Linked DNA regions of Mus musculus: region 2 is linked to region 1. A link is a loop called in an ENCODE intact Hi-C map of the cell type or tissue named here. Cell type or tissue: heart. All regions are shown on one strand. Links, peaks and the distances in the headings refer to the core of each region. The heading gives the core; the rest is flanking DNA.

What was found. A loop is a pair of places that touch in the nucleus more often than their neighbours do. Peaks named below come from ENCODE experiments on the same cell type or tissue, not always from the same donor. Only the 100,000 strongest peaks of a DNase experiment are listed, where the experiment ranks them.
Region 2: it touches region 1 in a loop (3-fold over the local background); 14 of 42 quality-filtered maps call a loop at or near these places.

The regions. Positions count from the first base shown.
Region 1 is chr1:88,741,151-88,748,954 of GRCm38, forward strand. No RefSeq gene overlaps it. Among named protein-coding and RNA genes, the nearest start is that of Platr5, 9.8 kb to the right of the region's middle. In heart, for the core only: a CTCF peak has its summit at 4,260 (motif pointing right); a DNase peak (open chromatin) is centred at 4,301.
Region 2 is chr1:89,521,571-89,529,374 of GRCm38, forward strand. The region is part of intron 1 of Agap1 (ArfGAP with GTPase domain, ankyrin repeat and PH domain 1); the gene reads left to right. Among named protein-coding and RNA genes, the nearest start is that of Gm41914, 55 kb to the right of the region's middle. In heart, for the core only: a CTCF peak has its summit at 3,039 (motif pointing left); DNase peaks (open chromatin) are centred at 3,031 and 3,688; H3K27ac peaks cover 698 bases.

The DNA.
Region 1 (7,804 bases), core at 2,976-5,475:
AGAAAATGGTGGAATGGGAAGAACACCGAGCCAACAGGACAGAAACATAGGCAGCCTTGGACATGAGTGTTATCTTCTGCATGAAATGTGCTCTGTGCGTATGCCTGGGCGCTTCTGCCTGAGTCACCAGGGCCCTTGATGACCAAGCGTCTGCCCCTCACCTCACTGCCTGCCTACCTATTCTCAAGAGAAGACCACACACAGCTTTGTACTTTCTAGATCATTCCAGCCTTATTTGCCTTTACTTGTTTAGCAGTCCTTAGACGTAGACCATGACTTTACGCAGTGGGTATTTATTGAGTGCCTACTGTGAGTCCCAGAATGCTCTAGTGTTAGGGAGCTGCTGAAGGTCCTAAGTATCTTCCTCACTGCCGATCAGAAGTGACTTGGGGGAGGAAAGGGCTTATTTGGCTTACTATTGCAGTCCATCAGTGGGAAGCCATGGCAGGGCTCCGGGGGCACGAACTGGAGCAGAGACCATGGAGGTGGTCTGTTTGCTGACTTGCTCTCTCTGACTTGCTTGCTTTTCTTATACAGCTTCGGTCTATGTGCCTCAGGCAGCACTGCTCACAGTAGGCGGGATCCTCCAACCCCAGCACACCAGTTAGTAATCTATTCCCCCCACAGACAGGCCCCAAGCTGACAACCAAGAGACACTATCACTGTGGGCAGGCACTCCATGCTAGTGAATTTCTGCCCTTGGAGGGCACCACAGAAGAAGCCAGGAGACACGAAGAAAACGATGCCTTCAAGACTGGCATTCAGTACTAAGGAGGTGGTGGCCAGATAGGTCTATGAGAGTAAGAGGGAAGGTTCAGATAGGGTCTGAGTAGCTTCATGTGACAGTTCCACAAGCAAAGTCCAGAAGACAGATGAGGAAATGCTAAAGGCTTCAGGTAACAGCAAGGAGCAGATGAGGGTGAGTCGCTGCAGGCTAGTGGAGAGCAGATGAGGCCATCTGAATGAGCAGGGTCTGCTGGACCAGGTACAGGACTTTGTGTGACATGCTGTCTGCTTTTCTTGAAGTCTGGAAGATGATAATCCACTTTCTAAAGTGCTGTTTTGCTAAGTCCTTTGGCTAAACTGCAGCTAGTACTGTCTACAGTCAACCAGCCCCCATCCCTGACTTATCACGCCCTCATAGAAGGGCTCCTATAAACCAAAGCAACATCTACATGCATTGATGTGGACGCAGTGCCAGGATCTGGCCATCACGCACACACACATACTGCACGGCTAAGGGAATGAATACATGGGATGACAGCCTCTATAATGCCTGGTTGTTCTGTAAGATTTCAGTTTCTAGGTATGCGTTTTGGTTTGAAATGAAACGTCAGAATAAACGTCAGCACCTCAATGATTCCTTGTGAGGAAGCCGGAAGCTCAAATCCACACAGAGACACAGATTTTCATCTGGTTGGGAGACCTGCCCCCTGGTGGTGAGGAGAAGAACAACAAGTAAGCCAGGCTCTGAAGCTCATGGGCCTGTTGTCAGTAGGTCATGTCTTGGCTCTGTTCTTTGGGTCCCATGGATATAGACACATTTAACATTTTCCTAATGAAAAGCTGAGATCCACGGTATTCACTGATTTGGGATTAAAGGGTATCTGGCTTCCAACGTCACCACCCAGAGACACACGTGAGCACACTCAGAGAGAACAAACTGAGGTGCAAGCACGATCAGAACACGGAATCAGACTGCCAGCTTCTCACCCCAACAGATCTGGCTGCACAGGGGCAGAACAATTGCCCCTGCTCCCCCATCACTGGGCCAGAAAACCACCACGGGTAGTCATCACCGCGGTGAGTTTGTGAGCGGCCGTGCCATGTCCAGAAAATACTGTTTTGCTTTGGTTGTCATCTATTTCTGACTCTTACAAAATCTCTGCCCCATCTTTATAGAAGCTTTGTGAGCCTCGAGGGTAAGGGGTATGACCTAGCTGCCTCATCTGTGGCTCAGCACTCGACTGATTCCCATTCTCGTGGACCTACTGGCTGTAAGTTTCTGCATTGGCCACTGTCCGGTGCACAGAGGAGCCTCTGATGAGGATTGAGATCTGCACGAATCTGAGGGCACAGAGGTGTGCCGCTAAAGGGCAGTTTGATACTATGTCCATTTGGCAGGACAATAGTAGTAAGTAGCCTTTGGGGCCTGTGAGTTCACCAGATTAAATGTATCCCACCCCCCGGCCCCGCTCCACCCTGCCCCACCCCCAATAAAATACATTTTAAGTCACAATATTTAAGGACTTTCCTGGCTCCTGGCTCCTAATTTGCCACCAGGTGTCTTTAATGAAGCTCAGGTGCAGATCTCAGGTAGTTTGGAATAATGTTGTTTTTACTTACAGTTATGTATGCTTGTGCATGTGCCGTGACACATGTGTGGAGATCTGAGGGTAACTTGTAGGAGCTGGCTCTCTCCTTCTGCCCTATGGGTGTGGGGCTTGAACCCTTATCATCAAGCTTGCCCGCCATTGCCTTTACCAGCGCAGCCATCTCACTGGCCCAGGTATGTGTTTGTGTGCAGGTGAGCATGCCTGTGTTAGCAAATGCATGAGTCACGGAGGGAGGATAGAGTAGAACATTTGAGTGTTGTTCCTCCCACACTATCTACTTTGTTTCTTTGTAGAAATGGTCTCCCCCTGGCCTGGAACCTGCCTATAAGGTTAGGCTGGCCAGCCAGTAAGCCTTATCTGTCTCTGCTTTATCCAAGGCTGGGGTTACAAGTGTATGCTGAAATGCCTGGCTTTTCAAACATGGGTACCAAATTCAGGCCTTCCTTCTTCCACAACAATCAATCTACTTAGGCTGAGCCATTGCCTCAGCTCACAACAGTTTTCCAGTAAATCTATCTGTGTTGTTGGACTGACCCCACTTTTAGGGGTCCATTCCCTCCTTCCACCTTGTGTCTGAGGCAGGGCCTCTCCTGTTTGTGCCACTGCACACCACTGTGTACTCCAGCTAGTTGGTTCAGGGGCTTCCTACAAACTCTCCTGTCTGCCTCCCATCTCCGTAAGAATTCGGGGTTACAGAGTCTTGCCAACACCGCGTCCAGCTTTTTGTGTCGATCCTGAGCTCAAACATGCTCACATAGCATTAGAAACAAACAAAAAACAATCTCGGTGTCACACAAGGGAGCACAGGGACACAGGAACACAGGAACAAATCCGTGAACTCGTTTCTTGTTTGTTTAAAAAAGCAGGTAGGGGGAGCACACTATGACCCAAACCAGGCTAGCGAGAGTCCTTGGCCAAGATGGCTTCAGTCTTTTATCCCTGACAAAGGTGGGATATCTCATCCCATTGGTGGGAGCTCCACGTCACTTTCTGGACTAGCCAATCAGTGAAAGGGAGAAAGAGAGGTTCAGGAAACAGGAGCAATGGCCAGGTTAGGTACGTGAGATTAAAACAAAACACAACAGTAAGCACTCTAATCCACTGGGTCATCTCTCCAGCCCTTTCCCAATTTTGCGGGGGGGGGGGGGTGTTTGTTGGTTCGTTTGTTTATCCCCAGTTGTTTGTACTGGCAGATGTGGGAATAGTCTCATGGTGGCTCAAAGGAATGCATTCCCCACCCCCACTCCATGTAGAAGAGAAACATTTTAAATACATCAACTTAATATTGTATCTCCTCGCACATCACCCACACAGTGACAGGGAGCATTTAACCTAAATTGACAGTTCTTGGCACTGACTGGGCTACCATCACATTTTTAGAAGCTTCAAATAGAAGCACCCTTGCCCGATCCACTCCCGAAGCAAGATTCTCATTTCAGTTTAACCACAGATTTGAATCCCATTAATGTTAAATCCTGTAATCTTTGCAAAGAGATTCTTCCCATATCTTTGGGGTTAGAAGACAGTTAATGAATCCGTGAATTCTAATTCAGTCCTCAACTTCCACATATCTGAACGAATCAGATAAATGACGTGTATTTTAACAGGACTATGAGGCTTAACTAGCTCACAGGAGAGTGTAAGAAATCCATGTTGGAAGATGAGAATAATACCCTTGCAAAGATAAGGGTCATTAGAATAAAAAGGGAAGGAAAAAACGAATGAAGTTTTAAGGTCTAAGATATATGCAGGAGTGTAAAACCCTCAAATCTTCTCCCGTGAGACTCCGTTCTAACAAATTCCTTCACCGTGACATTCTCTAAGGTGTTGTCATCTTCTCTAGAATGTCTAAGTGGCAGTCTGTGAACCATGTCTCTGGGGCTCCAGTAGGCGGAACTGTTTTGATTGTGGTGCTGCTCAGTTCTGCCACTAGAGGGAGCACGTAGCCCACAACATAAGTGTAACTAAGGGTGAAGAGTGCCCTGGCTTACAAGCCATGAGCCTCCTGTAGGGATTGCAAGCGGGAATTTCAAATGCACAGTGCTCAAGCAATGCAGTGTAGACCACAGTCAGTGTGAGCACACTCCCCGTGCACTGGCACCACCCTGCATGCCCGACAGACTGTACCTATGCATAACCAACTTTCTCACAAGGCTCCTGTGGGTGCCACGGTTTTACAGAGGAAGCCAGTGAGCCCAGGAGAGGAAACGACTTGTGAGCCTAAGAGCCAAAGGAAACGGACCACAGTTCTACATGCCTATAGCCTCAGAGCTTGAAGGCTGAGACAGGAGGATGGCCTGAGTTCGGGATTCATAGTCCTCTGAGCAGCACAACAGATCTCCCAACTAAAATAATGGTCCTTAAAATTAAAAATAAAAATAATAATAATAAGGAAATGAGTACCCCGGCTCCCAAAGGATGTGCCCTTTCCAGGGTCCAGGAAGGAGTGGGCCTCCGACAGGATGCCCTTTGATTCTCAGTGTTGTATGGCCTCTCTACAAAAACAATACCCTTCTTTTGAAGTCACTGTTCTGATATTCTAGTTGTTCCTGATGTGTGTCCTCTGTTTCCCACTGAAGGCCAGCCTTGACAGTACAGAAGGAAGACTGAAAAGAAAGAGGTCCCCTATCTGAGACCACCAGAGACCCCATAAAGTAGAAGGGAAGTCTGCGGAGCTACCAGAGAAACACAGAGGATGGCCGTAAATCCTGCACTGTCCCGAAATGCAAAGGCGTCAGTCAACTTTCTGTGAAAGAATTCCACACAATTAAACAAAAAGTGACGTTCTATTGATTTCCCCCGGTTTCCCTTTGTTTAACCAAGATCAGGGTGTGAAATCACAGGGCATAGTTCTCCCATGGGCATGCTGGAGTTAAACGCTACTGTTAATTCCTTACCTTTATTTTTGACCGTTGAGCTAGAGATAAGCACTGCTTTGTTACATGGAAAAGCAAATTGAGTTAAGAATGCAATGTCTCAGCTGGGCAGTGGCGGCACACGCCTTTGATCCCAACACTTGGGAGGCAGAGACTGGAGGATTTCTGAGTTCGAGGCCAGCCTGGTCTACAGAATGAGGTCCAGGACAGCCAGGGCTACACAGAGAAACCCTGACTCAAAAAACAAACAAACAAAAATAAACAAAGAATGCAATGTCTCTTCTTTCCAATAAGAGGGAGAGGTGAAAGACATGTGCGAGTAACTTGAAAAGATGGGGCAGGTCTATGACCCCCAGAGTGCGATGTGAGAAGCCAGAGGGGGTGAAGCTGGGTGTCCTCCTCAGTTGCTAGCAAGGAGTTCTGCAGTTTTCCGGACCAGCAGGCTACAAGGCCTCTGGATGCTGCTGTCTCCCACTCCCCGCCCTGGGGTTCCAGGCCTGTGCCCTCACATCCAGCTTTCACTGGGTGCCAAGGACTCTGGTCCTCATATTTCTGCAGCGAGCACTTTACCAATTGAGCCACGTCCCCAAAGACCTAATGATCTTGGTATGAGCCAGCCACCTGCCTGTCTCATGAAGTCTTTGACTCAGACCCCAGCCCCTGCCTCCAGAAATCCTGTTTCCTGCAGACTCTCCATTTATTTATGTAGCATGCATGCACAGTTGGTTAAACTTCACATCTCTACCTGGAATAACCTGGTGTCACTCAGCAGTGACATCCTCACTGGTCATCCTCACAGCTCCCCTCCCCCGCCCCACCCCACAACTAAGGGACTAGAGATAATTTCCTTTTTCTCCAGTTCCTCTTGTAAGGTCTCTAATGTGGAGGTGGGCCTCCTCTGTAAGAGCAGACACGAAGGCTCCCTCTGTGGCATAGCTCCTCAGCTCCTTGCCAAGGGATACACACTTGCCTCTCTCTTACCCCTTCTTAGCAGTCCAGCACAAATGTCCCCACCCCCTCCCTGCCATCCCTACATTCAACCTGTAAAGCAGCCCCCAGCCCTTGCTTGCAGAGAGTCCCACTCACCTCCTTCTTGGGAGCCCCTGTGGTTTGGAACTCTGTGTGTAAGTATGTCTCTCTCTCTCTGTGTGTGTGTGTGTGTGTATGTGTGTGTGTGTAGAAGTGTGAGGGGGTAATTCTTTAAGGCCTGTGTGGTGGTGTGAATGAAAATGACCTTCATAGGGAGTGCAACACTATTGGAGTTAAGTGTGGCCTTGCTAAAGGAAGTACGTCACTGGGGGGTAGGTTCTGAGGTTTCAATGCCCAAGCCAGGCCCAATGTCACTCCCTCTTACTGTTCCCTGCCAATCCAGATGTAGGACTCTCATCTCCTCTCCAGCACACGTCTGCCTGCATGCTGCCATGCTTCCTGCCATGATGATAATGGACTAAACCTCTGAACTGTAAGCCAGCCCCAACTAAAAGTTTTCCTTTATAAGAGTTGCCTTAGTCGTGGCGTCTCTTCCCAGCAACAGAACACTGACTAAGGCAGCCTGCTTTGGGGCTCTGTTGTGCACATGGCTCAGTGAATCACTTGTGCTGACTGAGGTACTAGGTACACAGAGCGTGCATCATCTGATGTCCGCGGAATGAACAAACTAAAGAGTCCAGACAAGCAACTATTCAAGCTACATTTCTAAACAGACGCTCCCAACAGACCTATAGATGACACTAGTACCGAGTAATGTAAAATACACTACAGCTGAGTGACTGGGAAGGGACGCCCCCTTCCCCATGCTCTCCTTCAGGAACCAGGAACCTGTTCATTTGTTTGCCATCTGATGTGCTCACAAAGCCTTCTGGTCTTGTGCTACAGTTGCTGTGTATCTATCACTATTAGACAAATAAGTGGCCAGAAGGCTAGGACCCCACTTGCTGCCTGCTGAGAGCCAGTGTTGTCTAGCTGGTAGAAGTCGATGCATAAGTAGGAGGGAAGGCCCCTAGTTGCCTGGGTTTTGAGCCTGGCCAGCATCAGGTAGGACAGCAGGCTGTGCCTTCACCGTGGAGATGAGCCAGACACTGTTCACTTGAACGGTGGTCCATTGGTGGTTGGAAGGTGACCCGATTTCCTACATCTGCAGGTGCTGAGTCGGCTCCTGAGCAGCAAAGGTCCAGAGACATGGAGGACGGGATGGCAGTCTCAATGAAGCCTACCCAGCCCACTCAGATGGGTCCAGCACTCACTATGTAGGGAGCCATGTGCCAGCCGAAGGAAGGAAGCCAGGCATAGAAACACGTTAGACGCAGACAGAAGCTTGGTGTGGGGCAGGAGGTATGACCCTATGAACGGATTTTTTTGAGTTTTTTCTGGACTCAGCATCTTATTTGTTTAGCTTACCCTTTCTGTACATAACACAGAAGGCTGAGGCCATAGGAGGCCGTAAGAGCAGTAGGGGTAGGGATGGTGGCTCATCAGGTAAAGGTACCTGCTACCAGGCTTAATGACCAGAGTTCTGTCCCATGTGCTAGCGGGACAGAATCAACCCGGGCAAGTCGTCCTCTGATGTTCCTATGTATTCTCTATCTTTCTGTC
Region 2 (7,804 bases), core at 1,757-4,256, 780 kb after region 1:
CACTTGGAGGTGTGGCACATTCTCTCATCAGACCACATGCCCTAGGGAGAGGTCCTCGGATCCCTTCAGGGAATTCCGTCTCAGCTGTTGTGGGCTGGGGATCAGCAGCTTTCTCTGGGCTCCTGTTGTCATTCACTTACTGTGCATACCCATGAGTGGACAGCTCGAGAAAATCCCCGAGCTGGATTCAGAACAACCAGGGCCCGGACATGAGGTCCACGCTGCGTTTACTTGCCCCGCTCGGCCTGTAGTTGATCCTTGTGCTGGCGAAACTGGAAAGGCTCACTAAATCCTTGCTTGCTTGGAAAAGCCAGTGGCTTGAAATGAATAATTTTGAGCCATTAGTAGAGAAAACACATTACCTGTATATAAACCTGACAGTAACAGAATCACTTCTGTCTCCCTTGTTAACCGAGCTTGCTAACCTGCTGCCTGCTTTGTATATTCGCAAAGCCTCCTGGGTGGAAAAGGAGAATCCAGTGGAAGGGTGAAAGATCCTTGCTTGAGCTCCAGACAGCTGGTGAGTGAAAGGCAGCCAGAGACACAGCTGTCCTTGAGTTGCGCTTCTGCCAAGTCAAAATAACAGGTATGGGGTTGAGATTCCGAGCTCAGCCTGTGCAGTGCCTGCTGTGTGCTAGGCCTTCTTGAAAGGGCGAAACACACCCTTTTGTTTTCAGTCCTTGCCGTGGAGCGCTGTCCTCTGAGCACAGTGTGGGTGTCACGGGAACAGCCGTGGCTACGTGCGAGAGACTCTCAAGCCATGACTCCTTGACAGGCGGCGTTCCCTCAGAGTAGGAGAGGTGTAGGGAGGCTCATTGGACCCTCGGCTGAGCTCAGTCACACTCTTTTGCACTTACTGGCCAGTTATATGTTAATTCTGGCTAAATTGCACGTGGTCTGGGTGAAGTACTGTAGACGGTGGAATGTTAACTGCGAGTAGGACTCCTATACAGCTATGGGGAAGCTGTCATCCATGCTGGGGCCGAGGCTTCCTAGTGGCAGCTGCTCCTGGAGATAACCCCTCTCCCGTGCTTCCCTTAGTTCCCGTTGGGCTACAGTGGAATCTTACTGTGTGGTTTTGTTGTTGGTACCCTGTAAGGGAGAGGGGGTTGAAGACGATGCTCTGTGTCTCCTCGGAGAGAGTTCCCACAATGGCCCTGTAACAATCTATTTTACCGAAGAGCAGCTTTGTAGCTGGGGTTTGTTACTGCAGCCAGCAGCTTGAGGGTCTCTGTGAAGCATGCTGGGGTGTGGTGGGTGGGGTAGAATGAGGTCTGGCTGCTGTGACTCCTTTCCTGTGGGTCTCAGGAATGGAAGTAGAGCCATTTGATGGAGGAGGAACAGTAATTTTCTATGCACAGTTTAGTTCTGCTGATGTTTAATGAGAACTTCAGGGAAGGTGCCCTGGAAAAAGAGAACACTGGGGCTCCACCCCTCATACCTGTCTCTGTGTGGTCTTTAGTCCCTCTCAGGCTTCCTTTCATTCTCCATGATGAGGCACTGGTGTCTCTGACCAATGGCCTCTCCGCATAGCAAGATCTAGGTACAAAATGGTCATTGGATTTTTGTAGACCCTCCAAAGGCCACACCACCAGGAAGCTATGTTCACTGATGTGGGGCTCTGGAATTCTCTTGTTTGGCCAGTCTCTGCATTTCCTTTAGCCCACAGGTTGTCACCAGTGTTTGCTTTAACTTCCTCTTACGGCTATCTCAATTCGAGATTGCCAGCCTGAGCTACAGATCCATCTTGCCACAGATGCCAGCCCACCGCCACAGGCTGACTGCAGAGACTGCAGTGCCCTGCTGCACAGTGCTGGGGAAACTTGTTGCTGAGGGGATGTTTAAAGACTCTTCCAGTGGAGACAGCTCGTAGGCGGCGTGTTTTCCTGGCTCACTCCAGAGTATAGCTGGCCCCTCGGCAGTTGGTATTTCCCAGTGGTCCATCGTCCGCTCCTCTTCTACTGAAGTTCTTTACCTTGGCTTTCCAAGCCTCCTTTCCCTGGGAGGAGTGGCCATGGTCTCTGTGGGAGCAGAAGCCTGGCCTTGGCCCTGACGGTGCTTGGGGCTGTGATGGCTGGGGAGGCAGCGCCTTCCCTCACCAGGCTGAAGACAATTGGGAATAGACACAGGGTGGGCAGAGGCTTCCGAGCCCTAGAGAGGCAGTTTTGTCTTCTGACTGCTGTCAGTTGTGGTCAGAGGAAAGGGGCTTTGAACAGTGGAGTGGGAGTCAGCCGCTTTTTTATCTTTGAGGGTCACTGAGCATCTAGAGTCAGCCATCTCTAGCTGTTAGCCCCTTGTTTACCTGCCCAGCTCTGAGGTGGCTGGCAAGCTATGGGCTACAGCTTCAGTCCTGCATGCTAGCTGAGTGCCTCACCCTGCAGTGGATGGCAGAACTTTTGCAGGCTTGCATGCTGGAATGCACACAGCCAGCTTTTCCTGACCCCTCTGGGTTTGTGGTGAAGGGAGTCATTGAAATGGGTGGGATAATCCACTCTTCTCAGAGGTGGGCTGCTGATGACCTCCACAGGCCTGAGAGTCTAACTTAATAAACAATGGCTTAAAGTCTTACGATGAGTTGTAGTGGTATTAGTGAGGTGTGTTATTGTTTGTTTGTTTGTTTTTGTTTTTCGATCACATTTTACTGCTTTATTTACATATTAAATATTTCTCATGAACTTTGCTTTATAAAACTGACAAAGATTTTTGCCTCATTAAGCAAGCTGTGTTTGCTGACTGTAGCATAAACACATCATCACCATGCAAACAGACATACATTTAAGTGCATATACTGTGAATTTTTGGCTTTTAGGCTTTCAGACTTGTTTATTCAGGTAGTATAAAAAAAGAGATGAGGCACATTCTTAGGGGAATTTTAAGAGTACACATAGGTTAAATTTTTTGTTCTGCGGTAATTGTAGACTCATGCTCAGCAAACAAGGCGATTGAAGCAGCAGGAAGGGAAGGAAGTGAGTAATCTAAGTGGATAGTGGGATCTTAGACTTAGCTTCTTGCTCGCCTATACTGCCCCCTGCTGGCCATGCCAGACTTTGCATTGCGGATGTATACTTAGCAGGAAGGGGATCAGTTGTTTCATACATACACACCATAGGTGATCTCTTTCTGTGATCTTCCTTTCTTTCCCAAGAATAGAAATGACTTTCAGGTCTTCTGTTCTGATATCTTAAATGATATCTTGGTCTCTTCTCTCTGCTCTTCCTACAGCTAACCTCTGGGATTATTTCCTGTCCAGGGTTCCATGAGATTTAACCTTTTTTTTTTTCTTTTTCTGTTTGAAAGAATTGAGAGAGTGATTAGTGCATTGTGAGCTGCTAGTTCTTTTTCATTTTATTTATTTATTTTTGAGGCAGAGTGTCGTCGTCCCCCAACCCCCACCAGGCTAGCCTTGAACTAACTCATGCCCCTGCTTCTGCCTCCTGAGTTCTGGGCTTAAAGGTGTGAACCACTAAGCCAACCTGCTAGTTCTTTATAAAAGATAGAAACATGATTATAAGCTCCTGAGTGGAGGGGTCATTTCCCCCATTGGGGAGCAGTGGGTGGAGTCAGGACCCAGGTCAGCTGACAGGAAGGAGGACCCAGATGAGATAGCTCAGATGTCTCCAGAAAGCAGGAAGACTTGGAGGGGGAACAAAAGGCTTGTAAGGGAGCCTGCGTGGTTACAGCACTAATTTCTGCATGGCCCCGGTTCCCCACTGACTGCAGAAGAGCAGGTATCTTGGGAGGATGTCCCCGCCCACTAGAAATGCTGATAGAACCCCTGTCCAGGATGCAGAGGTTGTCCGTCCAGGAAGGGAGTGAGGTCCAGGTCCCGCCTTCCCCCAGTGGTCACTGTTGTCTGCTCCTGTTCTGACCTGGCTTTGAATCACTCATTTCTTTATTTGTGACCGAAGCGATGCTGTGGACATTTGTTGGTGCTGCTGGTTTTCATATTTTCTATTTGTTCAAAGCATGTGTTTATAATCGCATCAAGTGTATCATTCTCTCTCACTGTCTTCTCCATCTTTTGTCTGCTCCCATCTTCCCCACTCCTGTACCTGCTCCTTCCAAGTAGCTCCCCTCCCACTTTCATGGCGTGTGTGGAGGTGTGGTGTGGTGTGTATAACACCCGTGTTCTGCGTGTGACAGAGAAAAGACAGTATTTGTCTGTCTGGGTCTGGCTTACTTTACTTATTATGACAGTCTCTGGCTCTGTCGGTTTTCTTGCCAACACATACTTTATTTTCTCTTTATGGCTAAATAAAACTCCTGTGTGTGTATGTACCACATTTCACCCGTTCATCTGCTGCCAGACGCTGGGCTGCAGTGAACAGCGATGCGGTAGGCATGAACGAGCAGCATGAACGAGCAGGTGTCCCTGCGGTGTGCTTAGGCCTTTGGGTAGATTCCCAGGTACGGGTGGGTCATGTGATCTTGCCAATTGTTTTAAATTGAAGCCAGGTTTTTGGTTGACTCATTCTCATCAGCCACCAGTAGATGGAGGGAGTGAGACATGCAAACAGAGTGCTGTCCCCACTGCCCGGAGTCTGTGACATCCATCCCTAAAGATGTGTGTTCATATTGTTCCGTGTGGATGTGCCCGAGTGTGTGTAGCTGAAAGAACCCAACGGAATTAGCTGTTGGTAGTAATATGAAGCGGGAAAAGCCATTTATGAAAAGTTTAGTCATCTTTGAAAATTAAGGAAAGTGTATACGTTTGTTTGGTTTGCAAACACTCATTTTTTTGGTAAGTCAGCAGCAGCCAGAGTGGACTGTAGAAATACGGTGGAGAACCACGGGGTTGGTGGTGTACTGCTAAGTACAGTTGTACATCGAGGGTGGGCACCCCTCCTCACCTGGTAGTGGTCTCCAAAGTGGTTGGACAGTGCTTGGGCACACAGTGGAATACTGCAGTCCTGAGGGGACATCATACTTTCAGGGGTCACTGTCTTAATCTGATTTCACGTTAGTGACATGGCAAGCTGGCCATGAATGCTGAGAATCCAACTCTGCCTGAGGTGACTAGACAACTCCAAGGTCAGGGTGCCAGCCAGGACACCTGGGGCTGCAGACCCTTTCCTGTGTTCCTCTGTGTTCTCAGCTGATACATGCTTACACCTGGGTGGGAGGAGCTAGGCAAGCGCAGGAGGTTAAACTTCTTGGAGTCCTTGGAGAGGGTCTGTGGCTCAGACCAGAGCCCTCTGGGCCTTCAGGATCCATGTGCTGAGTCCCGGAGACCTCCTTCCAGGCTGAATTGTGCCCAGCAGATATGAGACACCTAGAATTGTGTCTCTGATGGACTCCAGGCAATGCTTGTTGGTCCGGGTGGGTGCAGAAGGAGCTGGGGTTCCCACTGGTGTACTTGCCAGGCTGGTAGAAGTAGATGCTAGTGTTTCTGATGAGTTTTGAATGGCAGGGTTCTACAGAGAAGGCACCTTGGAGAACATATTCCCTCCTTTCTTATTCCTTAGTCCTAGAGAAGAGATGGATGGTGACTGTCAACTGAGACTCTGGACTGGGTTGTGACACTCCCCATGCTGGGTAGAGGGGAAGTTTTAGGGATTAGGTCATAAAGATGGGGCTGGTTGGCTGGTGACTGTGGTGTTAGCACTGGAGGGGCTGAGGCAGGAGGAACCTTTGAGTTTTGGAGTTTGAGGGGAGCTTGGGCAGCATAGTGAGACCTCCTTTCCAGAGCAAAACTGGCAGAGTAAGGTGAGTGTCCCCACTCTCACTGTGATGCATAGTGAGGACAAAATGCTCTCTAGTTTGAGGCAGTGATATTCCCAACCTGTGGGTCGCAACCCCTTGGGGGATGGCCAAACAAGCCTTTCACAGGGGTTACATATCAGATATCCTGCATCTCAGATATTTATGGTATCATTCATAACAGTAGCAAAATTACAGTTATGAAGTAGCAAGGAAATACTTTTGTGGATTGGGGGTCGCCACAACAGGAGGGACTGTATTCAAGGGTCACTGTATTAATGGTCCCAACCTTGGGTAGTTTGTGAGTCATTGGCTTAAGGGATGGCCTGCCATTGTCCATGGTGTCCTGGATGACACCTGACCTTGGATGTAAGCTTTCAGAACACCTGTGCATGGTCAGGTCACTGAGTCTGTGGCAGCCCGTGCAGACCGAGTCAGCTCTGTGGGGAAGGGATGGGAGTGAGCAGACTCCCGTAGGCCTTGGCCTCAGAGGGCACCTAGATGCCAACGAGGGCCTCAGCACTCATCACTCGCAACGCAGTTCCTGGAGATGCGGGCCTAGGTGACTTCACTCTGGATCAGGACAGCCATGTGCAGGGCCTGATCTCAGGCCACACATGGCGAAACCCTTCAGACCACCCAGCTTCTCTCATCTCCCAGACGCTGTTCTTTTCTGTACTCTGCCCCTTGTCTCCCAGGAGAACGGAAGTCCAGTGCAGTGTGTCCCATTCGGAGTACCTTCTTTCAGCAGCTGGGGAAGTAGCCAGTGTGTGCACATACAGCAGGGCCTCAACTTGCCCCGTCTCACTGCGCCGGGTCATTCATCTTAGACTTGCCAAGCGAGCACAGTGGCCTCAGACGCCCATGCTTACAGAGCTGGTGTAAGCTGGCAGGTGTTTTTGTGGAGCTCCATTGGCCCTCTGGGTGTGTCACAGGTACTGAGTAAGGTGGCTCAGGCAGGTGACCCTGGGTCCTGCAGTCAAATGTCTTGATAACATGTTGCTTCTACTGGACCCAACTGGCAGCATCTTTGCTTTTAATTTTTAATGTTAATTAATTTAAAAAGGTTTTAAAAATTAATCGAGAGCTGAAAACACCTTCAAGACCCCCTCCTAACTCAAGGCTGTAGAGAGCGGCCTGCAGGGTGCTCCTTTGGGCCACACTTCCCTGGTGCTTCCTAGGATAATTAATAGGTCCGGTTTGCTTTCCATGCGTGGCCCATGCAGAACAGAGGACGATCATACAATGCTAAGTTTCAGGGAGTTTGGTGGTAGTGCTCAGAGGACTTGAATTTGGACAGCATGAACCATGGAGTCCCCCAAATGGTATAAGCCATATACTACTGGTCATTATACTTTACATGGCCCCCCAGCAGTGGGTAGGAATATTGGGGGTGTTATCAGATGCAATCACATTGTGCTTTGGGACATCTCAATGCAGCCTGGCGAGTTGGAACTTTTTCCTGGGAGGAGTTCAGAGTTGCTTCTTTCCTCCAGCAAGCAGGGTACTCCCAGCTATGTGGCGAGGTCCAGGGGAGAGGAGAAAGTCACATCGTGGCTCCACTACTGGCAAGCTATAGGAAGCTGCTAGCCTTGGATAAACCTTGAATCCCCAGGGATAGGGTGGAGGAGGTGGGGCGATTATACTTGTTTATAGACAGACCGGAGAGATGGCGTGTGCTTGGTCCCACCGCATTCCTCTTTCTGGCTGTGTGTGCAGTCATGGAATTACTCTAAAAGCATATGAAGAACCAGTTCGTCGTTCATTGGGGTAAATATTTAGGGCTGTGACTGGGCTCCGCTGCTTGGCTTTGTGTATCTGGCTGGCCGAGGGGGCGGGAGCTTGGCTGCCTCTGTGAGTGTCCAGTGTAGGCCAATGAGCTCATTTTTCCTGGAGCAGGTTAAACAATGTGATTACTCTGGGTCCTCGTATGGGTCAGCTGACGCCCGGCTGCTGTGTTTCACCTGCAGATGTGATGCTTGAAGCCGGCGTGGATGTTTCTGGATGCTTGCAGGGGGCACCTGCGGGTACCACAGCCAGTTGCTTTGGAGTGTGTTGAGGGCCCCTTGGAGATGCTTGCTTCTAGTCAGCAAGGTCGTACAAA